Linked DNA regions of Mus musculus: all the other regions are linked to region 1. Evidence: chromatin loops called from intact Hi-C (ENCODE). Cell type or tissue: left cerebral cortex. All regions are shown on one strand. Each heading gives the region's core, and the rest is flanking DNA. Links, peaks and the distances in the headings are about the cores only.

The links. Hi-C counts contacts between places; a loop is a spot of excess contacts. Peaks named below come from ENCODE experiments on the same cell type or tissue, not always from the same donor. Only the 100,000 strongest peaks of a DNase experiment are listed, where the experiment ranks them.
Region 2: it touches region 1 in a loop (4-fold over the local background); 11 of 42 quality-filtered maps call a loop at or near these places.
Region 3: a loop joins it to region 1, with 2.2 times the contacts of the local background. A loop is called at or near these places in 3 of 42 quality-filtered maps.

What each region holds. Positions count from the first base shown.
Region 1 is chr13:3,532,723-3,543,503 of GRCm38, reverse strand. It overlaps Gdi2 (guanosine diphosphate (GDP) dissociation inhibitor 2), which reads right to left and starts at 5,429. Exons shown (of 11, transcript NM_008112.4): 1 at 5,161-5,429. The coding sequence starts at 5,205. In left cerebral cortex, for the core only: no CTCF peak of the experiment used is centred there; DNase peaks (open chromatin) are centred at 3,131, 4,409, 4,932, 5,508 and 1 more place; H3K4me3 peaks cover 3,225 bases; H3K27ac peaks cover 1,949 bases.
Region 2 is chr13:3,603,390-3,614,170 of GRCm38, reverse strand. It overlaps Tasor2 (transcription activation suppressor family member 2), which reads left to right and starts at 3,063. Exons shown (of 20, transcript NM_134063.3): 1 at 3,063-3,381. It also overlaps the pseudogene Gm20277. In left cerebral cortex, for the core only: a CTCF peak has its summit at 4,956 (motif pointing right); DNase peaks (open chromatin) are centred at 2,969, 3,582 and 3,919; H3K4me3 peaks cover 1,810 bases; H3K27ac peaks cover 1,216 bases.
Region 3 is chr13:3,472,392-3,483,172 of GRCm38, reverse strand. 2810429I04Rik (RIKEN cDNA 2810429I04 gene) reads right to left here and starts at 4,941. Exons shown (of 7, transcript NR_045363.2): 1 at 4,821-4,941; 2 at 3,599-3,651; 3 at 3,172-3,264. In left cerebral cortex, for the core only: no CTCF peak of the experiment used is centred there; DNase peaks (open chromatin) are centred at 4,503 and 4,984; H3K4me3 peaks cover 1,057 bases.

The DNA.
Region 1 (10,781 bases), core at 929-8,928:
ATCTCTCTATGTAGACTTGGCTATCTTGGAACTCAATACGTAGACCAGGCTGGCCTTGAATTCAGAGTTCCTTAGTGCTGGGACTGAGGAGTATACCATCACAACAGGCTTACCAAAACTTTTTAAGCCAGTTAACCTCCTTTTATGAAGTTTCTGAGGATTCTATGTGAACTTCTCATGCTCCCCTTTTCTTTTTTTTAAGTCAGACAGAGTCTCACTATGCAGCCTATGCTGGCTACAAACACCAACCTCCTGCCTCTGGCTCCTCACTACTGAGAGTATATGCATATACCCCTCGGTGTCTACATTTACTCTTATTCTTCCACAGAGTAACTTGAGTGTCTGGATTCATTTGCAGCATTCTAAATTAAACATCTTTAAGAAAGGAATACTCAACTTTTTTTCTTTTTTTTTTTTTTTAAAAGAATTTGAAAGCCTTGGTCCTGTGACCACTACTGCAAGGAATACAAAGTCCTTTGTCTACATCTCTCCAACCTATCGCAGAGGTTTTCAAGGCACTCCTATTACTTACCGCATCTGTGCAATACAGGAAGCTTTTAAGTTTACCTTTTCATTTACCATAACAGACTGCAACAGTCACAGATAGTTTAAATAACTGAAATAGGACAAATAATTACTTCAAGTTGAGTCTTCAATCAGGAGAGTCTCCTGAAGGAGGAGGAGAGATAATAGCAGCTCATCCTGTGAGTGGATGAATGTTTGAAAACATTAACCCACATTAACCCAGAGTAGCCTTTCAAATCAGAAGCCACTTGAAATGAGACAAAAATTAACACAGCTGAATCAAATACCCAACTTTACCTATATGTATGCATGCTTAAAAAGCATATGTGAACCTCAAGTCCTTGAAACACATCTAAGGCGAACACAAGCTGCTTCCCTGATCTAAAATGCCTGAAACAGGTGTTTTAAATGTCTGGTTTTTTTTTTTTTTCCATTTTAGAAAAATTTGATACATATGGGGTTTTTGTTGTTGTTTTTAATTTTTTAGACAAGGTCACACTGTGTAGCCTTAGTTGGCCTAGAACTCTGTAGGTAGACAGACCAAGCTGGTCTCAAATTCTGTCTGATTCAACCTCCTGAGCCACCCACATGCTCGGATTAAATTAAGTGTCACCAAACCATAGCAAAGTTTCTTGGGAATAGGATCCAAGCCTAAACATAAATTTTCCTTAGGCTAGCCTGAAATTCCCTTAATACAGCATTTAGTGAGCCTGCACCTTGTCAACCACCCAGCAACACAATGTCCAGGATGGGATTCCCATGTGTGGTACTATACTGGAGCTTCGAAAAGATTCATTTGGAGCACTCTAAATTAAACATCTTTAGACTAGGAACATTCAACTTTAAAAAGAAAAAAAAAAAAAAGAATTTGAATTCCTTGGTCCTATGACCACTACCACAAGGAATACAAAGTCCTGTGTTTATACCTCTCGAAGCTATGGCAAAGGTTTTCAAGACCAAATCTAAGTCTGAGCAAATTTAAATTACAGTTTAGGATTCTCAAATCAAGCACAAAAATCTAGTATTTGATAAGTATGTTTTAATAAAGAGAAATGATAGGGAGCATATTCTGGGATGTAAAATAATCTTTAAACATATTATGCTGAGAATGAGTTGTTTATATGTCAAAGTACATGTTTCTGCTCAAATGTGTAGGCTTACTGTGTAGAAAAAAAAAAAAAAAAAAAAAGAACAAAGCCTTGGGAAACACAAATGGCTGTAGAGCCAGCTCTTTTCAAATAAGTAATTCTAGCACAACTCAGCGATTTATTACCAAGCCCATATGAGTTGTGTGCCAATTATGTGGTAAAAGTCTGCTTACACATGCTCAAAGCATAGAAATGCAGAAGTTGCCAGCCAACCAACAAAGAAGGGATAGGAAGCAAAAATGAGACTGAATAATTCAGAAGGCAAAGCAGCCTGAGCCTAGTTAAAGGGGCTGAAGGCCCCACAAAGCTCACTGGGACTTAATGCATTCAAATGTCACAGCACAAAAATTAGTCATCACAAAACACTACTTACCAAGACAGTCACTCTCCTTACTCTGGTGTCAGTAGAAAGGCTTGTCTACAAACTATAGGTTTGGAGGGGGGCGGAGCACTACTACTTTTTTTTTTTCTTTGTCCAGACAGGGTTCCTCTGTGTAGCCCTGGCTGTCCTTAAGTTCTGTCAACCAGACTGGCATCCAACTCAGAGGTCCATCTGTGTCTGTGCCCACCCCTCTTCCCCAAGTGCTGGGATTAAATGTGTGTACCATGACCTCATAGCCTTTAAAGTGATAATTCTCAATGTTAGATAATTACACAGAATCTGCCATTTCTCATAGAAAACTAAAGGTCTTCTTTACTAAAGTAACTTTCAATGCGTGAGGATTAATGTGAAGTTAACTGATAGAAAAGAATGCCAACACCAAGCAACACTAAAGTAACAAGTTTCCTTCACTCAAAGTCCTTGACATAACAATAATATACATTTGGTATACACCCTTTTACTAGGTTCTGAAATCTCCAGCACTAAATGTCTACAAGCCAAACATTAATGCCATGTACATTCTGATATTCAAAGTTACATCTAATTTGTGGCTTTTAACTTTGACTGGGAGTCTCTTCAAGATTTAACCTAACTCAAGATTTCACCCAAGTTCTACTAATGTCATTTCTTATTGTCAACATCATTCTGCTATTACTGTGTCTATTAATGATGGTCCTATGATGATCACAAGCTACACTGATACAATTCTAAAACATTTCCCAGTATAGATCTAGGAAGGCCCAGTGAGAAACAAGGTTAGCATAGCTGTAAGACAGCAGAAACTGTTCTAAATTCTAGTTACTTATGTATCCACTACCCATTAAGAAATTCACAATTCAAGTGAAAATTTAAATAAAGGGTGTTACTTTGTTAAACAGACTGTGCTATCTTTGATACAAAATGATGCTTCTAAACTAGGCCTGTGGAAGCCTGCAGGAAGCCTCTGGGCTCACTTAGCTACACTCAACCCACCCTATTAATGGGCAAATGTGAAGTATTAGCAATGACAATATAAAAGAGAAATAATTGGCTCTCACAATATGCTGGCAGCCACAGGGCCCACTAACAGGCCACCATCACAAACTACTTACTATGCCCGGAACCCCCAATTAGGCACTAAAAAAGGTCAACCTGCAGAGAGCCCTGGGTAGTGATTAATTTAGCCATTCAAGTCTCCCCAACTGACGGGGTTGAGGGTGGGGGGTGGGTGTTCCAATGGCTGGGTGTGACAGTATGTGCCTTTTAATCCAAGCACTGACCAACTACTGGGAAGGCTAGAAGGTAGAAATATCTTTTAAATTCAGGGTCAGCCTGATCTATATAGGGAGTTCCAGTATAGCTAGGCTACAGAGAAAGATCTTGCCTCAAAAAAATAAAAGAAATTCAGTCATTCATTCAAAGTTAAGTAGATGGCCTTGTAGGTGAGCAATGATGTCTATCTCCAGTCTACTCTCTGGGCAGTCACATGTTACTGAGCCTTGAGCAGAACATCTTGGCCTTGCCTTTCATCCCAACACCCAGAAGGCAGGGATAGGCAGAGCTCTGCATTCCTGGACAACCAGAGCTACAAGGTGAGAACTTGTCAGAATTCAATAATCTCTTCTAGCAATCATTCATCACTTCAAAGAGAAAAATAAGCTTTTCCTAAAAGTATTAAAAGAAAAAAAGTAGAATAAAAAATCTTGAAGGTTTTCTCTAAAACAGTTATTTCCGAGTATTTTATCTTAAAGATATTAATTTGATTCTAAGAAATGCCAATGCAAGCTGGGCGGTGGTGGAGGCAGAGACAGGCGAATTTCTGAGTTCGAGGCCAGCCTGGTCTACAAAGTGAGTTCCAGGACAGCCAGGGCTACTTAGAGAAACCCTGTCTCGAGGAAAAAAAAAAAAAAGAAAGAAAGAAATGCCAATGCATTTCAACAAAGTCGAAAGCCGTGGGGCTCTTATTAAATGACTTGGACATTTGATGGATAGACATATGGGATCCATACATCAATGTTCCAGATGAAGTAATTTACCCATAATTTCACATTCAATACCCCCCCCACACACACACACCGCAATTGATATTCAAAATGGTCGGTTCTCTTCCCAACTCCTTTTTGCAAAAGATCAGCCCTTTTGTCACAGTGGGGGGCCGGGGGGAAAGCACAAAGTATAAAAACCTGTCTATATTTTTCCCATATTTAAGCAGATAGATACTGACGAAAACGTACTGGAGCATTAGGGACCGCCTTACATTTACATACCAGTACATTCACACTGCGCATTTATTTTCTAACCTCCCAGAAGTGTAACAAGTACAGAGAACTTAGCCTCCCCCTTCTCAAGAAACTGTGGCGGCACGCAATAAACCAAACAAAAGGGAAGCACGGGCCGGACGTGAAAAGTATTTAACAGACAAGTTTTGAGAAAATTCATTTCCCATTTCAAGCGAGTGGATGAGAGGGCAGTGAAGCAATTAGAAAAAGGGTGTTTGTTTTTTTCCTAAAGAAACTCGTTTCATGATTTTCTCTAGAAACTTAAGTTGGCCAAACTCTAGGACAAATTATCGATCAGCGATCATCCTTCTGTTTGGCTTTCTGCGCCCTGAGACTAGCTGAGTAAGCTGCTGCTGCTGCTGCTGCTGCTGCTACTCGCCACTTACATAGGAAGTGCAGGCGCCAGCAGCGACTCCCTCCCGCTCGGTCCAGGGCTTGCCTGCTTCCAAGCGGGAGAGGTCATTCACCCAAAGGGGAAGTGCAAGGAGCACAAGCTGTTTTCCCGGTCCTCTTCCTTCCTGCAGGAGGACGAGGCTGTCTCTCTCCGGCTGCTGGGCGGTTCTGCCCTCAACTTCCCAATGGGCAGGCTTCCCACGGACACGTCCCGGCTTCCACATCCTGGTTTTCCCTAACACACTACCGACGCCTTCAAATCACTGCATCCCAACAAGCCACGACCTCCCTATCCCAGACTCAACGCGGGCGAGTGGGGACGGCCCCCAAGGGGGCGCAGACACCGGCAGTTCGGGCGCGGGCGAGGCTCGTGCACACCGATGGGACCCGCCCTCGCCCCCGGGCCCGGCGGAGGCCGGCCGGCCGCGTCTCCCCGCAGCCCGCCGCAGCTCACCGTCAGGCCGGTGCCCAGCACGATCACGTCGTATTCCTCATTCATGGCGGGGAAAGGAGCGCACGCGGGGGCTCGGAGGCCGCCGTAGAGAAGGGAGCGAGAAGTCCGGCCGCTCTGGGCCCCGGGGGTCGGGGGGAAAGGGAAAAAGCGAGGAGAGGAAAAACGGAGCTGAGGAGGAGGAGAGGCCGGCCGCCACCTCAACGGGAAGAGAAGAGCAGGGAGGGGAGGGAGGGGAGGCGGGGAGAGCGCGGGGTGAGGAGAGCGAGCTCCGGCGCCGGGGCGGGGCGTGCGAGAGGCCGACGGCGCCGTCAGTCAAGGGGATCCTGCTCTCTCATTGGTGAATTTCCTTAACCCCACCTCTCCCCCCCTCGTTCCCCTCTCGCGAGAGAAGGGCGGACTGCTGCCATCTTGGCTTCCGGTTTTGCGCTTTTTTTTTTTTTTTTTTTTTAAATTTCACCCGTCTTGTGCTCCTGTGGTATGGGCGGCGACATGCGAAGCTGAGGGTCTAGTTGAATAGGAGGAACAAGGCGGAAACTGCAGCTGGGCTACCACGTGCCTGACTCTCGCGCCAAGGTGTGAGATGGAGCACGGTTGTTTAGGCTTCGGGCCACGGAGCCCAAGCTCCGCCCTTGGGACTTTGAGAGGTGTACGTGCATCGCCCTGGCCGAGCGGGGCCAAGTCGTGAGGACGCCAGCCTCTCCGAAGGTTGGCAGCCTCGTTGCCTCTGCAGCTTGGCTCCTGGCCCTGCCCCTGCCCCTGCCCGCGCGGGGCTGGGAAGACCTCAGGATTCTGTGTGCCCTGCTTTAAACTTGTATGGTTCTGTTCGAACAAATAAATGTGTTCTAAACTGGTATCCATGCTTTAGGTAAAATGTGGTCCAGAATGGCTTTCCTATATAATGCTCCGCATTCTAGCTTGTGATGCAAAGCAGGTTATAAATTTAAGAGTTGATAACCCTGGTACCCAAGCAACTGGGCTTCAACTAGTCTCTCAGGCTGAAGGCTGCCAAAATGTGCTTATAAAGGCAAATGCTGAATTGCACTATATTTTGTATGTTTGCTGTGTTTCAGCCTCTACATGCAATTACCACACTAGAGGTGGGGCTTCTGAACCATCTTTGGTGTGCTGCCTGGTTCTGGATCCTGATCCTTGTTAAAACTTTGTTGAATCTAATTAATTTCAGAGTTGTTTTGTTTTGTTTGGACAACAGAATTGTCAGGGTGCAAAGTAGACCTTCCAGTAACCCTCAGGACCATTAAAGCAACATTTGCAGGCCCCTTGGACATCAAGCTCCACTGGCTTTGAACTAGCTGTGCTGTGCCTCGGCCCTTAGCACACACCTTTAATCTTGCTGGAATACAGGCACACCCTAAGTGCACACCTTTGATTCCAAAGGTAAAACTAGTTTATTAGAAGGAAGCACCCATGTTTAACAGTGATGTCTAATTGAGTGGCTTGACTGAATCAGAGAAAGGTTTGCCAGGTTATACCCAGCTCTCAAAAGAGAGAGGGAAGGGAAGCTATTTAAGAGGCAGTACAGAAGAGGAGGAGGAAGCAGTTTTACTGTGACAGTTATAAAGGGACAGGTTGCAGAGAGGACAAATTAGACACAAGTAAAGACAGAATGAGTCAAAGAAGAGGCGAAAAACCAAAACAGATTGCTATAGTTAAAGGTCAAGCAGAGCAATTCGGAAGAAGCAGAGAGGAGCCAGATTGAATCAGTCAGCTTGGAGAGGAGTTTGAACCAGAACAGCTGAGTTGAACCATCCAGCCAGAGTTCAGAAAGAACTAGAAAGGGTGAGTTTATTCAGCAGTAAGTCTCAGAGGCTGAAAACATTCTAGGGCTACATTAGATTGTATGGAGGCTGGAAGCTTCTGCGACTAGGCCTACATTGGCAGAAAGGAGCAGTAAGTCTCCCAGATGACAGTTACACAGGAGAATAAAAGTTGCATTAAGAAGCTGGGTGTGGTGGCGCACGCCTTTAATCCCAACACTTGGGAGGCAGAAGCAGGCAGATTTCTGAGTTTGAGGCCAGCCTGGTCTACAGAGTGAGTTCCAGGACAGCCAAGGCTACACAGAGAAACCCTGTCTTGAAAAAACAAACAAACAAAAAACAAGTTACATTAACATACTATATACATACCATATGTAATCTCAGCCAGCTTTTTTTGTCTTTCCTTTACCCCCAACTTTTACTAAATCGGATTAGTTAAGTGGTCCCATTTGCTAGCTGGGTTAAAATCATAACAATTTTAAGAGTCAAACTGGAAAGTACAGTTAAGAGGAATGAATCCATGTAAGAGCCTTGACAGATACTTTTTCTTGATTTTTTTTTTAATTTGGGAAGCAATAATTATTTTTACAAAAGTTCTTTCCAATTCAAGAAGCCCAGGTCTTTCCTTCCTTGGACACCAGCTAAAGTTCATTTGCTAAAATCATAAACCCAAACTATGTATAATTTGTTGAGGACATAGGTTAAACAAATGCCTTGGAAAAGCAGTGGCCACAATGGAAAAGAGGATTTTTATAAAGGCATACTTGGAATAAAAAAAAAAGAAATAAAGTCATCAACCTTGACAAATGGAAGGGCTGTTACCTAGAACAATTACTACCTAGCATGCACAAGGCCCTGGCCTGGTTGGCTGGAATACCCATTTCATCCCCAGCACTACAACAAATAATTGTTTTCAGATTCCCTGTGTAAATACGTCTTGTTTTTAATTAGGATGAAGAAGCTGTGAGCTGATAAGGTGGCTCTGTGGTCAAAATGCTTGTGACAATAGCCTGACAACCTAGCTCCACAGAACCCACAAGGTGGAAAGAAGAGAGTCAACCTCACAGTTGTCGTCTGGCCTCCGTGCACAGCCACGCATGCAAGGTCAAAAACATGCTTACAATAGTAATGAACACAATGGAAAAGGAAATCAATCAATGCTTCCTTGAAATTTTCTTTGGAGAAACAATGAAAAGTCTGAGCAACAAACCCAGTACTTTACACCTGACCATTCCCTTCTTTTGTATAGGAATGCTCTGATTTGACTAACACTTATATATATATTTATATATATTTTCCACTTGAAGACAGTCAAAATAGGCAGACATTGCCTTATGAGATAAAACTTCTGACCAACCAGGCCTATGCACATGCTTTTCTCCATGCTCTGAGGCAGAACTTGCAGCCATCCCAGGAGAGTTTCCAAATCTAAAAGAAAACCTTCAAATTGTTACTAAGCGTTGCTAAAATTCCCTCCCGTGAAGACTTGTAAACTCACTCTACCTTCTTCTACATCCTCAGGACAAAGCAATTATAACTCCACCATAGTTCATGCTGGAGAACCATTGACTTTATTAGGCTGGGGAACCCTGGAAAGTCTACACCCAGCACTCATGAAGACCACACACACACACACACACACACACACACACACACACACACACACACTCTTAACTGTGTAGATAGAGTACCTATCTCTTCCTTCCCCCATCTATATATACCCTCATCCTTCCCACCACCACCACCAAGGTCATATTCAGTTGGGGCAGAATTGTACATAACTGGTTGGAAGGGTGGCTAGACATTCAGATGATGGTCCTATGGCCCTCCCAATGGCTCCCCCAAAGGGAATGCCAGCAGTACACAAACCATCAGTGATGATCATTGGCAACCAGGGAGTGCTTACCTCCTGAAAATGGTGGCCGTTTAGCTTGGAGAATGATCCTGTACAACAGTAGATCCCAACAGCTTTGGAAGACATGTGCTTAGCTTTAACTTAAAGTCTTCAGCAGATAGACACTTCAGTTCTGAGTGTCTCAATCCATTTGAGTTGAGAGATATAAACATGAAATTTAAGGATCTGAGACTTGGCTACAAGTCTCAAATGGTAAAGTTGCAAATGGTCAGAAGGTAATGTTGAGGACCGAGGAGATGGTGCAATTGGTAATATGAGTTAACCCCCACGACACACGTCAGGAAGCCTGGGGTGGTGGCACAGGCTTGTGATTGCACAGTGCTGGGGAGGTGGAGATGAGCAGGTATATGGGCCTTGCTGCCCTGCCTGTTTGCCCAAATCCATAAGCCCCAGGACCCAGTGAGACTGTGTCTTGGAAAATAAGATCAGTTGCTCCTGAGAAACAGCACTTGAGGTTGAACTCCGGCTTCCACAGGCACACACTGCTTATGCACAAGAAATTGAAATCAGGCTGTGTATGGTGGTTCATACCTATAATCCTAGCACTTGGAGGTGGAGGCAAGAGTTAGGAATTAAAGGTCATCTGCTACAAAGCTAGGTTCAGGCAAGCATGTGTTACATGAAGCCCTGTCTTACAACTCGGCAGGTTCCTTCCCAATCAGATAGAAAGGCAGGCTTTCTCTGATGTCATTTCCTGAAATGACCTGATAGATTCTGAAATACTTTTACTTGATGAAAATAGACTCTGGCACAATGTACTAAAAAATTTGTAATGTGCCGGGTGGTGGCATGCCTTTAATTCCCTATAAGCACTTGGGAGGTAGGGGCAGGTGGATCCCTGAGTTCCTGGATAACCTGGTCTACAGAGTTCCAGGATAGCCAAGGCTACACAACAAACAAACAAACCTGTCTTAAAAAACAAATCAAAACCAAAACCTAAAACCTTACAATGCTTATACATCCGAATTTGGGTGAGCAGAAAATGCACTATTCAAGTGACGGACATTCCCAGACTATCAGAAATCAAACTTTAGTGGGAGCTGACCTGCTTGCTATTTGAAACAACAGTATTACCAACACCATAAATTCATTCAGATAACTGTCAATTTCAATTTTATTATTTGGAAACACGGTTTTACTATGCAATGACTTTGGCCTCAAACTCATTATAGTGTCAAGGCTGGTCTCAAATTTGCAACCCTCCTGCTTCAGCCTCTCAAGGGCACTAACATGCCAAGTTCCAATTTTTTAAAACATATTTATTTATTGTTATATGTAAGTACACTGTAGCTGTCTTCAGACACACCAGAAGAGGGCATCAGATCTCATTATGTATGTTTGTGAGCCATCATGTAGTTGCTGGGATTTGAACTCAGGACCTTCGAAAGAGCAGTCAGTGCTCTTAACCGCTGAGCCATCTCTCCAGCCCCCAAGTTCCAATTTCTAAGACTCATAAATCTTCTTGAGTAGTCCAGAAGAATTAGGTGACAGGGGAAATGGCAATTCAAGGGTGCTCATAGCACCTGACTAAATTGCCTTTTAATTTGTTCACTGAGGTTGGTTCCTTTGTCACTGGTCATTGTTTCATAGAAGGAGGAGGAGGAGGAAGAAGAGGAGGGGGGAGGAGGAGGGGGGAGGAGGAGGAACGTGGCATGACAGCAACATTTTCTAGGAATTTTAGCTCATAACATAGCATCACTTTCCTACCTGAGAAATCCTCCATCAGGAAAACCTACACACAAGTGCACACTGGAACCCATTTAAGGTTACAACTGCAGTCCATCTCTAAGTGTTCAAAGGGTTCATTAGGTATACCAAAAGATTTTATCGCCTTCCTTTTCATGGGGAGTGGAGGTTTGCAAACCGTTCACAAGCTTCTTTTGCAGTTAATCTCGTGGACCCAGGCCAAGTACCTACACGGACTGACAAGG
Region 2 (10,781 bases), core at 1,524-9,523, 70 kb before region 1:
ATGGGTATTATAATGTGTGTAAGTGTGTATGTGAGAGATATGTGTTGATGTGCATGTTTGTAAGTCTGTGGGTACATATGTGTAATGTGTGTAGAAATCAGAGGCCAACCTTGGATGTTATTTCTCAGGACCTGTCCAAATTATTTGTTAAGACAGGGTCTCTCATTGGCCTTAGATTCACAAGTAGACTAGACAGGGATTGTTTGCTCCCTCTTCCTCAGTGCTGGCATTATAGACTGGGCCACCTTTCCACCTTACATTAGTTATGGGGATAGAACACAGGTCCTTATGCTTGTCTGATAGGCACTTTGCTGACTCTTCTTAGCTCTTGGATACTATGAATATTCTTTGCTTTTTTTCACTTTCAGAGCACTCTTATTGAAGTTTTTTTTCTTTAAGTTTTAAAACGAGTTTATTGAAGAATACTTTTTTTTTTTTTTTTTTCTTTTTTGGTTTTTCGAGACAGGGTTTCTCTGTGTAGCCCTGGCTGTCCTGGCACTCACTTTATAGACCAGGCTGGTCTCGAACTCAGAAATCCGCCTGCCTCGGCCTCCCGAGTGCTGGGATTAAAGGCTTGCGCCACCATGCCCAGCTTTGAAGAATACTCTTATGAAGGCAACCACTTTTGATTTGTCATTAAAAAAAGTTACATTTCTTTATGCTGTGTACTAAAGGTCATTTAAGAGAACAGAGTCACATGCTTCTCTCTGTGGGATTCTTGGGTAGTATATATAGCACAGTGTTGTCATTTCTGTATCGTGAGAATAAATAAAAAGACTCTTCTATGTTTCTCTTCAAAAAGCGATGAAAATAACAGAAGGTGGCATAAAAAAGCCACATTTCTCTACTCATTCGGTAGTATCGGAGCCAGTATTTTTACCATCAGAGGTTACAATTTTCACTTTATCCAGTTTAATAAGTTCTGTCACCTCTCTGAATTCAACACCATTCAATACAAAAGTCCAAACATTATGGCAGAATCTCTATATGTATTTAGAGAGCCCCTAAAATTGACTCTGTTCCTGACTCTCTGAGCCAATGCTGAATTTATAGCTTTATCAAACTGAAGTAGAACTTGAAGGGCAAGCTGGGGGGTGATATGTTGAGACTGTATGAGCTCATCAAGGCTCTCTTGAAGACTGTTCCTCAAAGTTGTATTTCTGTACAACTGATATGCCATGGCTTTAAAGGAAGCAATTATTTTTTCTTCAGGCTTTCATTGGTGCCCTGAGGGAAAGTGCTTCTGCCACGCGGTAGCAGAGACAGGTAGGGAGCCCACTGCGACCACCTCCTCGGCCGAGGAAACCACAGTCCTGTGCCAGTTCTTACTGAAATCTTGAACACATTTTCACAGATGGGGTGCTTTCCACTTGTTTTCCATTCTGCTCATAAAGCTCCACCTCCAAGGTTCACTTTCATCTTTGGATTTTGACTTTTTAAACATCCCATTTTTTTGTTAAATCTTTGGTGTTTTCCTTCTGTTTTGTGTTTTTCCTTTTGTCTTCCACCTCCAACTTCATTTACTAGCATTTCATTCATTTTCGCACCATGTTATTACCTGAAATAACTGTGGTAGCTTATAATTTAATTCACCTTTACAATGAACTCAGATATGAGTAGCGTCTGTCTTTACCTTGCTGGTGACCATAATTTTTAGTTAATTATTATTTTTTTTAATTTATTTTCTTATTAGGTATTTTCCTTGTTTACATTTTCAATGATATCCCAAAAGTCCCCCATACCCACCCCTATTATTATTTTTTAAAAGATTTATTTATTATATGTAAGTACACTGTAGCTATCTTCAGACACCCCAAAAGAGGGCATCAGATCTCATTACAGATGGTTGTCATCATGTGGTTGCTGGGATTTGAACTTATGACCTTCGGAAGAGCAGTCGTGCTCTTAACCACTGAGCCATCTCTCTAGCCCTTATTATTATTATTATTATTATATGTTTTAAGTACACTGTAGCTGTCTTCAGATGCACCAGAAGAGGACATCAGATCTCATTACAGATGGTTGTGAGCCACCATGTGGTTGCTGGGTTTGAACTCAGGACCTTCAGAAGAACAGTCGGTGCTTTTAACTGCTGAGCCATCTCTCCAATCCCAGTTTTTAATATGGAACTAGCCACAAGTATACTCGCCCACTGAATGACTAAATCTCATCGTAACAAAATTTCAACCGTGGCACAAGGTCCTTGGTACTGCTTAATTTCTCTCAGCGGTTCTTATCTATAGAAAGGATAGACTTGAATTGTTACTTATAGTCACCTCAACACTCATATAAATAATAAATTTCAAGTTCGTCTGGAGAACTCCCACAATGAACTTAAGTTTTGTATGGATTTAACATTCCGCAAAATCAAACAGCAGTGAGATGTGGCACTTGGGTTAGATCAACCAGCATCACCAGAGTCACTGAAGATGACCTTCAGTTTATAGCTAGTTAACTGTCTTTACTCCTGCCAGCTAGGACTATACTCAGGTTTTCGGACGAAGTGTAGCCCTGAGCATTTACACCTTCCTTACACCAAGGGGCTTTTAAAGGCAAAACTACATCCTGGATCGCACTCAGGAGCTGCAGGAGGAGGTGTAGACCAGCAAGCAGTTTGACAGAAAGTAAGTTAGCTGTGACATCTTCGCTTCCAGTCAAGAACATCTGGGTAATTTTTCATCAAGAAAATCATTTTTAGTTAAACCTAAAATGGCCTCAGCAAGGAGACAAGATGGAAGCGTCTCTGTACTATCTTGCCCTGTCCCATTACAGCACCTGGTACAGAAAAAGCCAGAAAAGCGGCCATGAGTAACCCACAATACACTAGAAGAGGTTCCGACTGAGGAGCCTCATTTCCTGTGCACGCCTTCTAGATCCCGCCGCCTACATCTCGCGAGAAGCCAAGGAAGGCTGGGTCGTCCAATCCGGAGCTAGCTTTGCCCTCCCCCCCCTGCGCCTGCGCCTACTGGAAAAGCAGGAGCAACGTGGATGCTGGCGGCGGTCGCGCCTGCGCGTCGCTGTGCTCCTTGTGATTGGCCTTGGCGAGGCGAGCACGGCGCTTTAGTTTTCACTTTCTGTCTTCGGAGCCTGCTCTCTTTCTCCGTGCGCACGAGGTTTCACTTCCGGTCGCTGGTTCCCCGGGGGCTGGAGAGCGGACGCCTTCCCCGCGCCTGGCTTGTTTCGGAAGCGGCTTCTCGCTTGTGAGGCTGAGTGAGGGGACCGGGGCTAGCGCGCGCCCGGGACACCCGGGCTCGTGAGGCGAGGTCGGGAGACGCGGCGGAGCGAGGGGTCAGGAGGAGAAAGGGACGGGCTGGAAAAGCATGAGGAGGACACCGAGTGGTGAGCTCGTCTCTTCAGGGAAGGCGGCCGCGCCGGCGACAGGTAACGCTCCTTCCCTCAGGTGTTGGGGCGTCCGGGGCGAGGACCCCCGTGGGGAAGCAAGAGCGTGGCTGGCTCGCGGGGCGCGTACTGGTGGGCGGGCAGGGCGGCGCGGGGGGCCACTGGGCAGACGCCTCGGTCGCCCGGGATGCGGGACCCTCCCAACCCCCGCTCCTCCGCTCAGCTCCGCCTTGCAGAAGCTAAGGTTAGACGGGGTTTCCACCGAGCCCGTGGCGGTCGTCCGGATGGGTGTCTGCGTTCCGAGGCGGAAAGCCCGGCGCGGTTTGTTTTGTGACACCGGTCACAGAGCAGCTCCATCCCCCCAAGGGATGGATGGGATCCTTCTGCACTGAAGTTTTCCCTTGCCTGGGGTTGGCCTAGCTCATCCCCCTGAGGGGTTTTGGGGAAACCCTCAGGTCGGAGTTCGGGGTTCTGTAGAATCTATGGCAACGCACGGCATGGTTTAACTTCTTTATTACGTATAAGTGGGCCTGCCCATATGGAAGACAGCAGCCGACGGCTGCAGCAGCGGTGAAGGGATCTGCCAGTACGCTGGCCCCGAGGTTGGTTAGAGGGGAGCACCAACCGGCACTTGGTAGGAAACCGTGGCTTAACTTTCAAAACTGGAGCTATTTCGGAAGATCTCGAGTCTCCCTTAATCTCCGTTTACCAGTTTGACGCGCCTCTTGTTAAGCTCCTCCCCCCTGTATTCTTTCTGAAGGGAAACTTAGAACTGGGAAGCGAATGAAAGTCTTTCCTAAATCTCTATAATAAACAACCTGAGGACTCAACAGTGTTTCCCCTTAGAAGAGCAAAAGGAAGGCGGGGTGAATATGTCATAGTATAGAATCTGAGATTGTTGGAAATCCTACCGAAGAGGTTTAGGACAAAGCACATATACCTGATAGTGTAAGCGAATACCTCCCGTATTGGGAAATTGTTTGGTAAAGGGTAGCTCCAGTGTTACCAGTGTATATCAATACCTAGCGAGCCCAAGTTAGAAAAAAAAAAAACACGAATATTTGTCAATAATTAGTTTTAAAGAAGATGATGTTTGAGTGTGTTGCCAATTTGTTTCCTACTTTTTTTTTTTTAAATAAGAAAGATAAATGGCATCTCTCTGGTTCAAACATTTAAGTAAATTGAAATTTGAAAACTGCCAGGAAACTTGCCTGATACTACTTGTTACCTGTAGCATATCTGATTAGCACAAATATTATTGGATATGTTTATCCTTTGTGTCTTGTCAGTGGACATTTTTAAGATTTTCTTCTTTACAGAGCTGTGTTTTTCCCCTGCAGCTATTGTAAGCAGGGTTTAGGTGATGATAACTGTAGAATTAAATTCTTATGATAATTCTAGACACACTGTTAAATGCCTTGGGATGATTTTATTTTTTTAATGTTCATTCCCCTTAGGTATGGTTTTTATTACTCTGCTACTGGATGGTAGCACTGTTTTCTAAACATCTTAACCCATCCAATAATAGGGGGAAATTTTTTAAACTTTTTTTTTTTTGAATTATTTATTTTATGTATGTGAGTACACTGTAGCTGTCTTCAGACCAGAAGAGGGCATCAGATTCCATTACAGATGGTTGTGAGCCACCATGTGGTTGCTGGGATTTGAACTCAGGACCTTCGAAAGAGCAGTCGGTGCTCTTAACCGCTGAGCCATCTCCCCAGCCCCTCATTTTAACTTTTAATCTTTCCTAGTGAATAAGAAAGTCAAACATTTGGGCAGTCCGATATCCCTTGTTTATGAAATTGGGTCAGAATACTCTCTGCTTTGCCCTATTTAACAGTTACCATACTGTTTTAGCTATGGTAGCTTTTTTTAAATTTTGTTTTTGGTTTTCGAGACAGGGTTTCTCTGTATAGCCCTGGCTGTCCTGGAACTCACTTTGTAGACCAGGCTGGCCTCGAACTCAGAAATCCACCTGCCTCTGCCTCCCGAGTGCTGGGATTAAAGGTGTGCACCACCATGCCCTGCTAGCTATGGTAGCTTTATGATATATATTAGTACTTTCTTTTGGGGGAGGACCAGGGAAAGCTCAGGATCCTTCTTTGTTTCTTCCAGATGAAGCATCTCAATCTCTATAGGAAAACCACATTGGGATAATTGTTTTTGCATTGTATAGCTTATTCATTACATTTATAGATTCATTTAAGAAAAGGCATTGTTTTTATTTTTTCCTTCTAAGAATATATTTTTACTATGTGTGAAAATGTGTTTACAAAAGCAAGCAGGCTATTTCTGCACCTTTTTAAATAGAACATTACAGGTACCTAGAAATAAGATTGTGTGTGTCTTTTCTAGAAGGAAAGTATTCCTTGAACTTTCACCATGGTCTTTATTTCATTAACTAACATATTTTCACCTGTTTTGAACTTAGAGAAGTCATACTTTATAATCATATTTTGTTTTATGTTCCAAATTTTATGTTATAGCATGTGTCCATGCTCCTTTACACATTTTTCCCCCTCTAAGTTATAGCCCAGGCCACCATTGAATTTGGTATGTAGCAAAGGCTGGAATTGGACTCTTGATCTTCCTACTGAGTCCTCTAAAATGCTGGGATTACAAACACACTGCCACGCTGGATTTATGCTGTGCTGGTGATTGACACAGGGCTTTGTGTATTGTAGACAAGCATTGGTCTACATCCCCAGGTGTAAAAATACTGAGTCTCCAGTTATAATACATCTACAGGTGTAAAAATACTGCATACTACATTAGATGTTAAATTGACTACTAGTATGTTTAAAAACTAAACCAATTACATCTTGACTTAAATAACATTTTTGGTGAAAAATGGCTATTTACCTTCCAGAATATATTAGTGATAAGAGTAATATTGTACAATGTGTTTGCAAATACATCATGTCACCTTTAATTGTTCAAGTTCTGTACTTTGTTGTATAGATTGTTTTAGTTGAAATATATGGCAAAATTGTCTGTTATTGGCTAGTCCACTGGTTGGAAAAGGAAGGACATATTAATATTTTCTTATAGTTGTGGGGTTTTTGCTATTCATCAATTTTGATAATAGTTTGCATTTATCGAGCTTGTTCTTCAGAGGGCTTTCATTTGTGTAGTAGTCATTGGAAAATACCGCTTCTCTAAATTGCATAGATCTTCCAAATAGTAAGTATATATATACATAACATATTGTAACTATTATACATAACATATTAATACTAATAGTAATACATAGTTTATATATATATATATATATATATATATACACACACACATATTTATATATATACATATATATGTGTGTGTGTATATATATATTTTCAGGGTGTCACATTTATTAAATTAGATTTTTCTAGGACTCTGCCATATGATTTTTAGGACTTTGTCTTAGTATTTGTCAGAGTTATTATAGGTGCCCTCTTACTATTTAAATATTTTACATTTTTTATTGACTATTTCTTAATACTGCCCAACTGGTTTTGATTTATCTTACCTCTAATTTATCATTTATATTAATTTTACCAATGAAAAATATGTTTGTTTTTAATTTTTCACTAAACTATTTTGATATAAGTAGATGGTATATACACTTGTGTATTTTGTGTGTTTATTTTGTGGTACTAAGAATTGAATCCAAAGTTTAATACAGGCCAAGCTACCCCTGATCCATATTCTCAGCCCTGTACTTTTATGTTTTAAAGGCTGTAAATGCTGAGTAATAGAATATATGCCTAGTATGTGGGCCACCTTGGATTAATTCCTAGCACCAGTAATAAGTACAAAAGAATATCTGTTAGAATACAGCTTCTTTTTGAGACATTATGTCACTCATCCTGCCTGTACCTAGGATTTCCCTGCCATGTTTCACGAGTTTCTGGGATTACTAGTATGCTCCACCATGCCTGGCTAGAATTTTTTTTTTTTAAAGATTTTACATTTATTTTAAGTTATGTATCTGTGTGAGGGTTTGTGCACTTGAGAGCAGGTACCTATGAAGGCCAGAAGAGGATGGATCTGGAGCTACACCCAACATGGGTGCTAAGAACTGAACTTGGGGCTCTTCAAGAGTAATTAGTATGTGTTCTTAACCACTGACCATCTCTCCACTAGCTGGAATAAAAAAAAAAAAAAAAGAAGCTTTAAAATGTATGTCTTGTCTATATGTGTATATGTGTATATGTATTAGTGTGTATGGAAATGTGCATGAATACTTGCGGAGTGTGTGAGACAGGTGGTTGGGCCCATAAAAATCTAACTGTGTTAATGTGTAAATGAAAATGTGAATAAAAATATAAATGTGTATATGAATATATGTGTGTCTGTGCATACTTGTTTTGTTTTGTTTGTTTTTTCAAAACAGGGTTTCTTTGTATAGCCCTGGCTGTCCTGGAACTAACTTTGTAGACCAGGCGGCCCTTGAACTCAGAAATCTGCCTGCCTCTGCCTCCCAAGTGCTGGGATTAAAGGTGTGTGCCACGTCTGTGCATATTTGTATAAAGAATTTTAATTCTTTTCCTTTCCTTCCTGTCTGGGTCACAAAGAGTTAACCAGCCAGGCCAACAAAGGGATTCTGAATGCCTGACCAGAGAAGGGAGCAATAGCAATAAATTCTTTACCTAATCACTCAGCTGTTAGCAACAAGTGTCAGTAGACCAAGCTCTGAGCTTCTGGCCTCAGTAACTTAAAGTCAAGATAGGCATATGTTATTATAGAAAGCACTCCATAAACCAAGTCTTGACCCAGCCTGGTGCTAAGCTCCTTGACAATATTCTCTTCTTGTCTTTTGCTTTTCATTTTGTCTTTTTAAAATTGGTTTCTGATTTAATTACTGCTTTTGTCATAAGAAATGTGCCTAGGGCATACTTTCTGTTTTCATTTAGTAAAATATGACAATTAAATCTCTTGCTAATTGTCAATACACTGTTGCTTGATGAAATACACCTTTAATGTATAGCTTCTTTCTCTTAGGAGAAGAGCTATTTGACCCCTTAGGAGAGAACCAGCTCTTGGTGCCTAGTTCATTTGGTTATAGGACCTATTTCACCTCTATACTCAGGGCATTTGAGGTACTTATTTAAAACATAAAAGTACAGGGCTGAGGATATGGCTCAGGGGTAGCTTGGCCTGTATTAAACTTTGGATTCAATTCTTAGTACACCCCCCCCCACACACACACAGTGATGAAAGCAGTTTAAAAATGATTTAATTCTGCCCCTTGCTTTGTAAGATATAATTACTGAAAGAATCAAAGATGGACATTAAAAAGTAGTTGTTCCTGGGGGGGAAAAAAAACAAAAAAGATATTTTCTGAGAAAAACCACTTAATATCTTTCTGAGAGGTACTCAACATGCCAGTGAGTTTGGTAAAGACATTTAATTGAAAATTAGTAGTTTAGCCGGGTGGTGGTAGCACATGCCTTTAATCCCAGCACTTGGGAGGCAAAGGCAGGTGGATTTCTAAGTTCGAGGTCAGCCTGGTCTACAGAGTGAGTTCCAGGACAGCCAGGGATACACAGAGAAACCCTGTCTGGAAAAACAAACGGCACCCCCCAAAAAAACCCCCACAAAAATTAGTAGTTTAATGCTAAAGCATTAAAGTTCATAAACCCAATTTGATAAGTTAGAACATTGGTCACAGAGTTTATATGGATGTCTTTAAAAAGTTGCAATAAAGGACTAGGGGTTGTGGTTCAGTAATAGCATTTATTTAGCATGATGGATCCCTAGTATCACACTAGATACGTTTTAAAATAATAGTCAAAACTACATGATCTTGAACAATTTACCTTTTGGGCATCATGTCAAAACAAAAAATTATTTTAAAAATTGTAAATGTCAGCTGATCAGAAACTTTGTAGAAGATCAAATTTGGGGAATATTAAAAACAATCTTCAAAAGTTAAATATTGCACTTAAGAGGGTAAGACAGACAGATCACTGCAAGTTCAAAGGCCAGGTAGGGCTGAAGAAGAGGAACCCTGTATCAAGAAAGAGGGTGTGAGGATGCTCAGTGGATAGCTCACTTACTGCCAAACCTGGTGGGCCTTTCTGAGTTTGATTCCTTGAACCTGCATGGTGGTAGGAGAGAACCAACTCCTTCAGGTTGCCCTCTAACATATTACCACAGCATGCCTGAGACAACACATAAAAACACATGAAAAATGGATATAAAGTTATTTTTTTAAAAAGATTTATTTATTTATTATATGTAAGTACACTGTTGCTGTCTTCAGACACACCAGAAGAGGGAGTCAGATCTCATTACGGATGGTTGTGAGCCACCATGTGGTTGCTGGGATTTGAACTCTGGACCTTCGGAAGAGCAGTCGGGTGCTCTTACCCACTGAGCCATCTCACCAGCCCCAAGTTATTTATTTTTAAGGTTGAATATTCAACCCAATCTAACCAACTTGCAGTCAGATGAATAAGTCATAATTTGTAGATATAATTTTTTAATTCAGTGGAAATACTTTCCAGTTCTTCCTCCTCTTTTAAAAAGGCAACTGCCACTGGATAAATGGAAATGTCTAAGTCTATTTGCTATTTTGAAATAGCACATAATTACATAATTTTGTATGAATTTAAATAATTTGCTAGCAAGTTCAAATGATCTTTGGTATAGTAAATACAACATAATATGCTTCTTGGTCTACATATTCCTTCACATTTATAGTACTGATATTTGTTCTCATGTCTTTGATTTATAATCTGAGTTCCTTTAATTTCTCTACAATAGAGACTATTTTGCTAAATGAATGAATTACTAATCTAGGGTAGGGAGTGTATTTTACTTTTATTCTATTGAAGTAAATATGCAGTTACATGATTTCTGCTTTTTGTTTCAAAAGATTTTTTTTTCCAGAGAAAATTATTCCTGTAAGCATAATTTCTGTGTTATTAGTAGTTAAAGACTTGGAATAAAAGCATTTCAGTATGTTACTGCTTTTAGAACAAATTAGTATTTTGCTGTGGAACAAGCTTGTCTGACCCAATGGCTCAGTATACCAGAGTTAACTGAGTGTAGCAAACACAAAATCCATAAATGTAGTACAATGGAGGGAATTCAATTTAGTTGTCCACGTATGAACTTTGAGTTTGTGTTTTTTGAGGAAGGGTTTTTCTCTGTGTGGCCCTAACTGTCCTGGAACTCACTCTGTAGACCAGGCTGGTTTGAACTTGCAGAGATCCACCTGCCTCTACTTCCCAAGTGCTGGAATTAAAGAAAGGCATTTCCCACCACCTAGCATGAACTGAATAGATGTCAGCTTCCTGGGCATTGGCAAAAGCTAGGACATACCCAAGACTTCGAAGAAATGTAAACTTTACAGATTTATTCATATACAAATTAGATGCTTGGTAAACATTTGTTCACTTTATCATTGCCCTTTTCACTTTAGAATTTTTGACATTAACAGGGAACAG
Region 3 (10,781 bases), core at 1,318-9,317, 61 kb after region 1:
GGATCTAGAAAAATGCTTCCCAGGTTAAAAGAACTTGGGGTGCAATCATGAGGCCTGGAATCCAAATCCCAGCATCCTGCAAACACCCGTAACTACAGCTTCCAGGAATTAGACAACATCTTCTATGAAATAATTTTCATTATTTCTACATTGAAAAACTGCCATTAATTTGGAGGAACATATACATACAAATATATAGCAAAAATGCAAAACTTTGTCCTTTTTAAATGTAGTTCACAAAAGAGTTAGGATCTTGGTCATGAATCAAAGGAAAGGAAATGAAAATCCAGGTTCCTTTTGTACCTTGTAACCCAACCAAGTACTATTATCTCTACAAATCTGTTTCTTGTTGAGTGTGCCAAAGTTCTATGGTACTTTTGATATTCAAAGGGAAACCACTTAACAAAGAGTCTTGGAACATAGCACATACATAGTAATTATCAATTATTATTTAATTTTGGAACAAAAGTTAAAGACAAGTAGTGTTTCATGTTCATTTTTAAGTGTCAGGCACAAGGCTTAGACACTTATGGCTTAAAGTTGAGACTGAAATATCAAAGGAATTACAAAAAGCCATTTTGCCAAGAACAAACCTAAGTAAAAATACCTAGTATTGTTGAAATATAATTGCCATAGGCAGAATCATAAGTTTGTAAGAATAACTTGATGCATTACCTCAAAGTTTTTATTATTACAAGTATATGGTTTTGGTTACATAAATGATAAAGGAAAAAAATAACATTAAAAAAAGAGAGCAAAGGTAGGTATGTAGAATATTACTAGGTTGCTTTACACTCCAACTTGAGAACCAAAATACAATATGTAGGGAAAACTCCTTGTACAAAAATGATAGAAACCATCACACTAAAGATGATAAAACACCTCTCCTCCCTGAACACTTCAAAAAACAGACTTCCCTGAGATCTTTGAGTTTTCCTGGCTGGAAACAAGAAGCCCCAGTAACTTCTTTCATCACCACAATCGTATTTCCAGTAGAACATCAAAGCAAAACCTAGGAAAGCCACTCTGGTGGCTTTCTCGCTCTCAGCACTTTATTTTTATTTTATTCTATACATACAGAGAAACTATTTAGAAAGTTAAATAAATAAATTTTGGTAGGCAACAATATTTCACTTACAAAACAAATATAAAAATGAATTCTATTTTATCTTATGACAACAATAAAAAATGTTGTCAGAAGACAGGCAATGGTAACACACCTTTAATCCCAGCACTCTGGAAACAGAAGTAGTTAGGCAGATCACATGACTTAGAAACCAGCCTGATATATAGGCTACTCAGAAAAAGCCAGGGTTTCACAGAAAAACCCTGCATAAAAAAAAGACAGAGAGAGAGAGAGAGAGAGAGAGAGAGAGAGAGAGAGAGAGAGAGAGAGAGAGAAGAAGAAGAAGGAGGAGGAGGAGGAGGAGGAGGAGGAGGAGGAGGAGGAGGAGGAGGAAAAAGAGAACGGAGAGGGAGAAGAAATAAAATTTTTAGACGTTTGGGTTGGTTGGGTAGTTGTTTTCTAAGTGTTAGGAAGATGCTCAATAAATGAAGTACCTGCTCTGCAAGCATGAGGACCTAAGTTCAGATTCTTATCCACATAAAATCTGGTGCAGTGCTGCACATTTCTTTCTAACTCCAACACTTTGTCTCACAAGAGACAGATCCTAGGAGCCAATCAGTGCAGCCAAAATAGCAAGCTCCAGGTACAGTGAAAAATTTTGACTCAAAATTAAGGTAACGAGCAACTGGAAGATATCAGACATAGACATCTGACCTCTACACAAAGCTTGGGAAACTCAGACCTGTGTTCTTTAACATGTATTAACTCAATAACTCATTGTAATGCTATGAAGTAGGTAATACTATAGTCATCATATACAGCTGAATAAAATGAAGCACCAGAAGTCATTAACCGTTCCAGGGTCATGCAATCAGTAAATGGGAGCAGGCGGAATCTGGACTGAAGATACCAAATATCCAAATCAACTACAGCATTTATTTAGTTAGCAATTTTTACAAAGAGCCTACTAGGTACAAGGCACAATTCTAAGTACTAGGGATAAAATTATGAATAAATCTAATGCGATCTCTACCTGTAGTTAGAAAGAGAGGGCCAAAAAGTCCAATGGGAATAACTAACAAGTGAAAAGTATATCTAATAATAAATACAAATGAGAAAAAGAAAAAATATGTAATTTAATACCAAACAAAAGAGTCAAACAACAGGAAAAGAGAGACTTGCTTCTATTTTAGGAACCAGAAGTTCTCACAAGTAAAGAACAGCAATTGAAGACAAGAGCAACTACCACCAACCAGAAGTCACTACATCTATCTGCCTGGGTAACATCCTGAAGCCCAATAGTGAGAGTCATGGGATAAAGCTTAGGTTAAGTTGGCGGCTGCCTGGTGGCAGGGAGAAGGAGCTTAGATTCAATTCTGTATGTAACCCAGAGCGTTTCGAGGATTCTGAGCACAAAAAGTGCAATCCAAGTTCTTTTTCAAAAGACCATTCTTATTCTTATGTGAGGACCAGCAAGCAAATTAAGGGCACCAGTGAGGGCACTAATCCAACAATCTAAGGAAGATAACACTAGAACTTAAGACTTGAATCTGTGCATGGTTTACAAGGAGATGAGATACTAAAGGAACCTACTACTTGTTTCTGAATTATCATTCTTCTCATACTCTTAAGTTGTGTTCAAGGAAATTTAAATTTTAAAAATCTACTAATATCTACATTGATGTTTCAGTTGACACTGTTCTTACTAGAAAAGAAGTGAAAAGTATTTTTGGTTGTTTGTTTTTCAATATTCTGTTCCCCTATGATTTATTTTAGTTTTTATTTGTGATGGGGTCTAACTATGCAAGCTCTAACTGGTCTGCACCTCACTATGTAGATCAGGTTGGCTTCAAACTATCAGAGATCCTCCTGCCTCTGCCCCCTAGTGCTGAGATTAACCAAGCCCAGTTTATACTATGATTTACAGTCTTTTATATTCTAATAAAACACTAAGAATCATACCAGCCTTCAGGATCTGTTCACTTGTAGATAGCAGGTACCTAAGGTTTCCCGTGATTAGTCTTCTTCTCATTGTATTCTTCTCTCTAGCATACCAGGCCCTATTTAGTACATAGCTACAAGAGTATGCCACAGAAAACACTTACCTAGTACCTGTAGATGCACAGTCGTGTTAAATGCCTTTCACTTAAGAACTAGTTCATTAGTCGGCTCCAAAACTGGAAAATGATGTCTTCAAACTATGAATGAAAAGCTCAAAGTCATACAACCAGCAGAGACATAATTCAAACCCATATCTAAGTCTTTGATCTTTCCACTTCAAAAGCTATTGAAGGGTGTATGTTTGACTCTATAGGTATATGTCGTCATTGGAACTTATTAGCAGTGATTGGTTGTTGAGAAGTTTTTTCTCACTATTTAGAATGTTAGTTTTCAATTGGGATGAAAGGAATGAAGTTACATATTTAAGCACATTAGCTTTGAAAATTTGTATTTTTCTACCTGAGAATCATAGAAATTAATCTTTAAGGTGAATCCCACCTTTTAAAAAGTGAACAAATATGCATTAATTACCATACAAAGGAGTAAAGTTTCAAGACAATATACAAAACGAGGTACATACTGACCTAAAAGACACAAAAAAAGAAAACAAGAGTAATTCAGGAAAAATGGCAAATAACTAGGCTAAGCAGTAAGCTGAGTGCACTCTAGTAGACTGAATTCTTGGATGGAGGGCTTCATTCAGGTAACCTTCCAAGTGTCCAGGACAGGCCGCACAGGAAGGGCAGATTCTAGCAGTATTTCCCTGGGCAAAGCCCAGTCAGTGTGAGATAACAGACTCAAACATTTAGAAAGCCCATCGAGGTAACGTTAAACTGAGCTAATGTGCACTCCATAGGAACTAGATTAAGGTATGTCTTATTCTACGCAAAGGAGGAACACGCATTCTCCAGGCAAAAACTAAGAGTTATTACATACTCCTTAAAAGTTACAAATCCTTTATATTATGTGTCCCTATTTTTATCTACATACCATTCTACATTATACCTGGTCGAAAGAAAGCAGTAAAATCCTAGACATGTTTTGTAAACAATAAAGGAACTTCTTACAGGATGGTCTGAGCTTTCCAAACCAGCCCCAGGAAGAAAGTGCTTCCAAACTGAGAGAAGTGCCCCTCTCTGTCTACCCGGACTGCTATTTTAACAGCACTCAGAAGTGTGAACAGAGCACCTACACGTGAGGAGAGGTGCCCTGCATATAAAGGAAAAGTAACGAGGAAAAAGAAGCGAGGAAAACATTGCCTTGGGATACTGACTCCGAATGTCTGAGAACAAGGCAGAGGCAGAAACCGGTGCACCTGGGATGAGCAGCGAGAGGAAGCTGGAGAACCGCATCCCGGTGGTGGTGGTGGTGGTGGGGGGGGGGGGGGGGGCTGGGCAGGCGCCCCTGCCATGATCTGCAAAAGCTGGAGGAGCAGATGCTGGAAGGCGCAGGGAATGAATGGCCCGAGATGCACCGGCGCTGGAGGAAGGAATGAGTTGTGATGCCGAAGGCTGGGCTCACAGCCAGATCCGTGGGCTCACAGGTCGGTGAACCATGCAGTGCAGGTAGTCGAGTCAGGGTGGCCATGCTGAGGCGGAAGTGGAGGGGTGGGGGGCGGCGGTCGTTCGGCGACCTTAGGCTCAAGGGCGGCGTGGCGGACCGAGGCCTCCAAGGTCAGCACCATTCCCCGACCCGCCGGCCCGGGGGTCGCTTACCTTCCGCGCCGTATCGAGACACCATATCTGGGCCTCACCTGCGCTATTCTGTGCCCACGCCTCGGCCGGGAGGAACGCCGGAGAAGTTAGCCAGTTAGCAGGCCTCCCAGATGCACCATGTTGCATCCCTCGCTCCCCAAGTCCCGGTACCAGATTCGCGCTTCCAGGATGGCTCCGCCCCACTCCTCGCCTCCGCCACGCCCCTCTAGTGCACGCCCAGCCCCCATCCTACTCCTGAGCGGGCTGTGAGCTGCTCACAGTTAGTAGGCACCATGCAAGAGGGTTGCAAGGGCAGAGGGCAAGGTGACCCAGTCCTGGTCCTCCTGCCCAGTTGCGGGTGGCATAGCCTTGGTGGTACATTGCAGGCTGGCAAAAGAGGCCTCTGTGGTATCCAATCTGAGACTCCATTGTTATTACAATAGTCTATTGTTGGAATGCTCAAACAGGAAGCCAAACAACTTCTCTCCCGAAGTACAACAGTTTCGTTCCTCCACCTTAGACATTTGAAAAGAGTTTGCAAACAAATAATCAGTACTCTTTTCAAAACTGGCTTTGCAAACCTGAGGTTTTTCTCCCAGAAAGACAGGAGATAGATATTCAAATAAAATCGCTCTCATTCTCCCTTTCTCACTCTCCTTCATAAATTCAACTTCAGTCTATCCCTAGAAAGCTACATGTTTCTCTGGACCCACAACTGAAAACATAGGTAGGGCTTAGTTTCAGGAGTTACAGACAGCTCTTAGGCACACCACCAGCAGGTCATGACCTGAAATACCACTGCGAAGAAACAAAGAAAGGAAGAAACTGAAGATCTGGGAGAATGTTATTTGACAAATTATCTCTACACAGCAGTTATTTCCACTAAGAAAACTGACAAAACTTTGCTTTTGAGATTGAAAAATGCATATGTTCCAACACAGTTCACAAAATTCATTGTAACCCAATAATTAGTCATAGCATGCATCCTGTCCATCACTCACTATAACTCATCCTTTGTGCCAATGGACAAACACACTGATTTCCTGTGTTCAAAACACGTTTAGTATGGTGAGAGAGGCAACAGCTGCAGGATAATTTCAGAGCTACCATCTGAGGGTATAATCCTTGAGGGGCATAGCTATACCATGTCAAGAAAGTAATAATCCAGGCTGAATAATTAGTTCTGTTAGGTAGGGAAACACCAGAGCAGCATGTACATGGGCAGAGAATGGAGGCCAGGGAACATCCTAGGAACTGTGAAGCATGAAGCAGAGAGTGAGGTAGGCTGCAGGGACCAGTGTATCCAGACAAAGGAAGCTTAGGAGGCAAAGGGAGGGTGGGAGAATGAAGGTCATTCAACTGTGAAGCATGAAGCAGAGAGTGACTTAGGCTGCAAAGATCAGTGTATCCAGACAAAGGAAGCTTGGGAGGCAAAAGGAGGGTGGGAGAATAAGGTCCTGCAAAGTTTGGAGACCTGTTTTGACTCTGCTACTGGGTAAGAAATCAATGAAAGGGCTAAACAATAAAAGTAACTTTAGAAATTCACTCTGGCTGCAGCCATGAGATATAATAAAATGGAGGACAAAGTCATTTTAAAGGAGAAGTTTAAATAGATGAAAGTTCAGAGCAGAGATGGTTCATCTCTGTACATATTGAAGCCATCAGTTATTAGGGCTGGCTGGAAGGCTTAGTGGGTCAAGTATTTGCTACACAACCGTGAGCAACTGAACTCAGATCTGTAACAACCACATAAATGCAGCCTGTAATCCCAGCTCTCATGAAGTAGAAACAGGATTTCCAGAGAAGCCGAACAATCAAATTGCTAAATAAGTGAACTCTAGGACAGGAGACAGTGACTCAAGAAGTCATTTTGATGACATCAAGTCAGAAGTATGAATATCATCCAACGTGCTAAATTCTAATACAGTGATTACCCTACTAACTGGGGTTCACAAACGCCTTCTGTTATTAGCAATAATGGCTCAATAATTTTTTAAATATTATCCATGAGCCAAAATAAATATATAACTCTGTTATTACAACTAAATAAGGCCTCGTAACTTAAGTATTTATAAATTAACAGGTTGGTAACTCAACAGGCAAAAAATAAATATACTCAGCCGGGCGTGGTGGCGCACGCCTTTAATCCCAGCACTCGGGAGGCAGAGGCAGGTGGATTTCTGAGTTTGAAGCCAGCCTGGTCTACAGCATGAGTTCCAGGACAGCCAGGGCTATACAGAGAAACCCTGCCTTGAAAAACCAAAATAAATAAATAAATAAATAAAATACTTAACTCAAAAACAAGACTAAGATATGTATTTAGTAATGGGATATCTGTAGCCCCTGGTCAATGTACCACTTCTCAAACTTAGGACCTTAGAACGATATCACTATTGTTTCCAGCTCTACATGGGCAGGAAACTGTCAGGCACACTGCTCTACACTATTCTATCATAGTGAAAAGGATATGTTCCTCACTACAAGTGGTCTTACCTAGTTGAGTGGTGGCAGCCAGATATTTTCCTTACTGAAGTATAAAATATATTTTCCTCTATATTGGCCATAAGTTGACAATGCTTTGACCAACCTTATGTTCTCACCAACAACTTGTCATCTAATATTTCAGCCTCTAATGATAATCTTGTTTTCAATCAACTATTTTACTGAGCTGCAAATGATACTTTTCTAGTTACACATTCCTTTTGTGGTTGTTGGCTGCTATTCCTCTTTAATGAAATTTCATAGTAGAGCACACTTTTAATGTCAGCACTCCGAAAGCAGATTGTTGTAGAAATTTTTAATCCCGAACCGGGCTTCTAACCCACCTACAAACCTTTAGCTTCTTGATAAAATAAACACACAGCCTTTATATTTACAATAAGACTCAAACAGCACAAAAGCTGGGATGATACCTAACCTCTTTGTTATTAGAAAATACTTCCTATTGATAACACCAATTATTACTTACTATTTGTTCAGTTTCATCTGGGCTGCTCTTAACTCTAATTTGTCAGCCCTCAGAACTATGTGATTATCCCTCACCTAACCCATGGCAGCTTCTTCTTCTCCCTCATGTACCACTTTCTTCTCCTCATGGTTTACCTTGGACCCCAAATCTGGGAAGCCCGAACCCACCTGTGTCTCTTCTGCTCAACTATTGGCTGTTCACATCTTTATTTATCAATCAGAAATAACTTGGGGGCAGGGTCACAGGTCTCTGTGCTGACTCCAGGGCTTAGGGGCCTACACTTAGCAATTCAATGGACAGAAAGACCAAACTTCCTATTCAAATATAAATTGAATACAATTACAGCAGTTATGAAAATTATAGTCACACGATCTTTTAATACTGAAATAACCTTAAATGCCATATTCTGTGGATCTCTGATGCTTTTGAAGCTATCTACATATAGCATAACTGAATTATTAAACAATTGTTTTTCACTATTTACTATTTGAATAACCTTGAAAACATGTTATTATAATTAACTAAATGAGAATCTGATGTGACCATGAGTTTGACTGTTTATCCTAAACAGTTTGCAATAACTGCTATTAAAAGGACTGGGATAGGGCTGGGCGGTGATGGCACACACCTTTAATCCCAGCACTTGGGAGACAGAGGCAGGCATATTTCTGAGTTCGAGGCCAGCCTGGAATACAAAGTGAGTTCCAGGACAGTCAGGGCTATACAGAGAAACCCTGTCTCGAAAAAGCAAACAAACAAACAAAATAATAATAAATAAAAGGACTGGGATTAAACCTTTTATTCTTAAATCATTTGCCTATCTAAGTACCTATCTAAGGTAACAAAATTAATTTAAATTTTGTATCAGTATACAAAGATTTATACCAATGAAACCTTAAACCTATATCAATATTTAAATTCTTTACCAATGTAAGAAAAATATAACTTCAATTCTGCACCAAAATATAAAGGTTTCTACCAATGTAAGATTATGACTGTAAAATGTTTTGTTTAAGAGTAAATTTAATCATCTATCCCTTTATGTGTAATTTCTTTTACTATTACTCTATGCCCCTTCTTTCTTTTCAACCCCCTTCCCTCTTCATAAGAAAGAAGGTTAGAAGCCAGGTGTGGTGGTGCACGCCTTTAATCCCAGCACTTGGGAGGCAGAGGCAGGCAGATTTCTGAGTTTGAGGCCAGCCTGGTCTACAGAGTGAATTCCAGGACAACCAGGACTACACAGAGAAACCTGGTCTCGGAAAAAACAAACAAACAAACAAACAAACAAACAAAAACAAAAAGCAGAAAACAAAGAACAAAAAAGAAAGGAAGAAAAAGAAAAGAAAGATAGAGAAGAGCAAAGGAAAGATAACAATTTCTGAGTCTGAGCTCTCTATTTAGTTTCCTCCCTGCACAAAACTATAATTATTTTTAAATTATCCCTAAAAGTGACAGCATATCTATAATCCATAAAATGACCAAAACTATCCACCCCAACTTTAGGAACTGGGACAGTGGTCTTCTTAGGATTGATTCCTGATGACTTGGGATAAAGAATTCATTCTGGGGACCCAAAAGGACATTGGGAAAATAAGTCCATAAGTCAAAATAAAGCTCACTGTCTTTATTTGCTGTCACTTTTCATGTGTTGATAAAGTCCAGGGCTTTACTGAAGTCCTGAATGGAACCATCTGAAAAGCCATATGGACTGATGTCATCAGGAATTAGCAGCCCTTTCTGAAGCAAGTCTCTGGAAACAGCCTCAGCTGAGGCAGAATCAGGCAGGCAGCTCAGCATTCCTGAAGCTGGAACAGCAGGTCACCTCAGCATTCCTGAAGCTGGAACAGCTGGTCACCTCAGCATCCCTGAAGCTGGAACAGCAGGTCACCTCAGCATTCCTGAAGCTGGAACAGCAGGTCACCTCAGCATTCCTGAAGGTGAATCTTGTCAGGGCTGCCCTCTTGTTGTTTTAGTCTGTAATATATAAACCTTACAACCAATATTTAGTTCTATAAAGATATTTGTATGGAATGTGCATGGTACACAGATCAGTTAAGGACGAATTTTTGCTTCTTGTTTGAGCAGGTATAAGACAACTGCCTTTTTGATGAGTTAACTTGATCAACAACCAAATGGTAATACATCTTCATTCATGCCATATCAAAAAAGTACAGAGATGAATTTTGAGGGTTCTGTAGACTATGTATACCTGAGTTCTGGCTAGAGACAGCACATTATTCTTAAAGACATGTAGATTTAATAGAAGTTAATACTCATAAAAGTTGATAGAAGAATAACAGAGAAAAAAAGACATGATGAAATTTGAAGCACCCTGTACAGATGTTGTCAAGATGATGAAGGACCAGCGAAGCAGAGTTAAAAGGTTGAACTGTTAAAGTCATAGAAAACAGGAAAACAACCACAACAACAACAACAACAACACAGTTCTACAAAAGGAGGTAATGTTTCAAGGATGAAGGACCAACAGAATCATTTACTACAGTTAACTCAAAGTAAGGACTGGAAATGGCCAAATCACTTGACAATATGTGGTTACTAATTGGATAGATCCTGTAGAGAAGCATGACAAATTCTGGATTGAAACTATAGAAAATGAGAAACAAAAAAGTAAACTCAGGTGATTATATTAAGGCCTCTTTTGGCAGGCCCCATTCTCAAGAGCAGGTAGACAACACAAAACTAACTCAATGGTATTTTTGTACACTTTTTGTTCTCATTTTGATTTGTTTGGCCAACCTTGTCTTTTGGTGTTTTGCTTGTTTATTTTTACTACCATTTGTGAGTGTGTGTGTGTGTTTCTTGGTTTATTTACATGTGTGTTTAAAGAGAATGAAAGAATATAAAGGTGAGTGAGTAGGGATGTAGAGAGGATCTGTATGGAATTGACAGAGAGAAAAAAATGGTCAAACTATATAATGTTTGAAAAGAAATTTTAAATAATAAAAAATAAGTAAAGCCAGGCAAGAAGTAACAGTGTAAATGTCTAGCTGTTAAGGCTGATAGGACTAGACACACTTCGAAGATAGCTTTA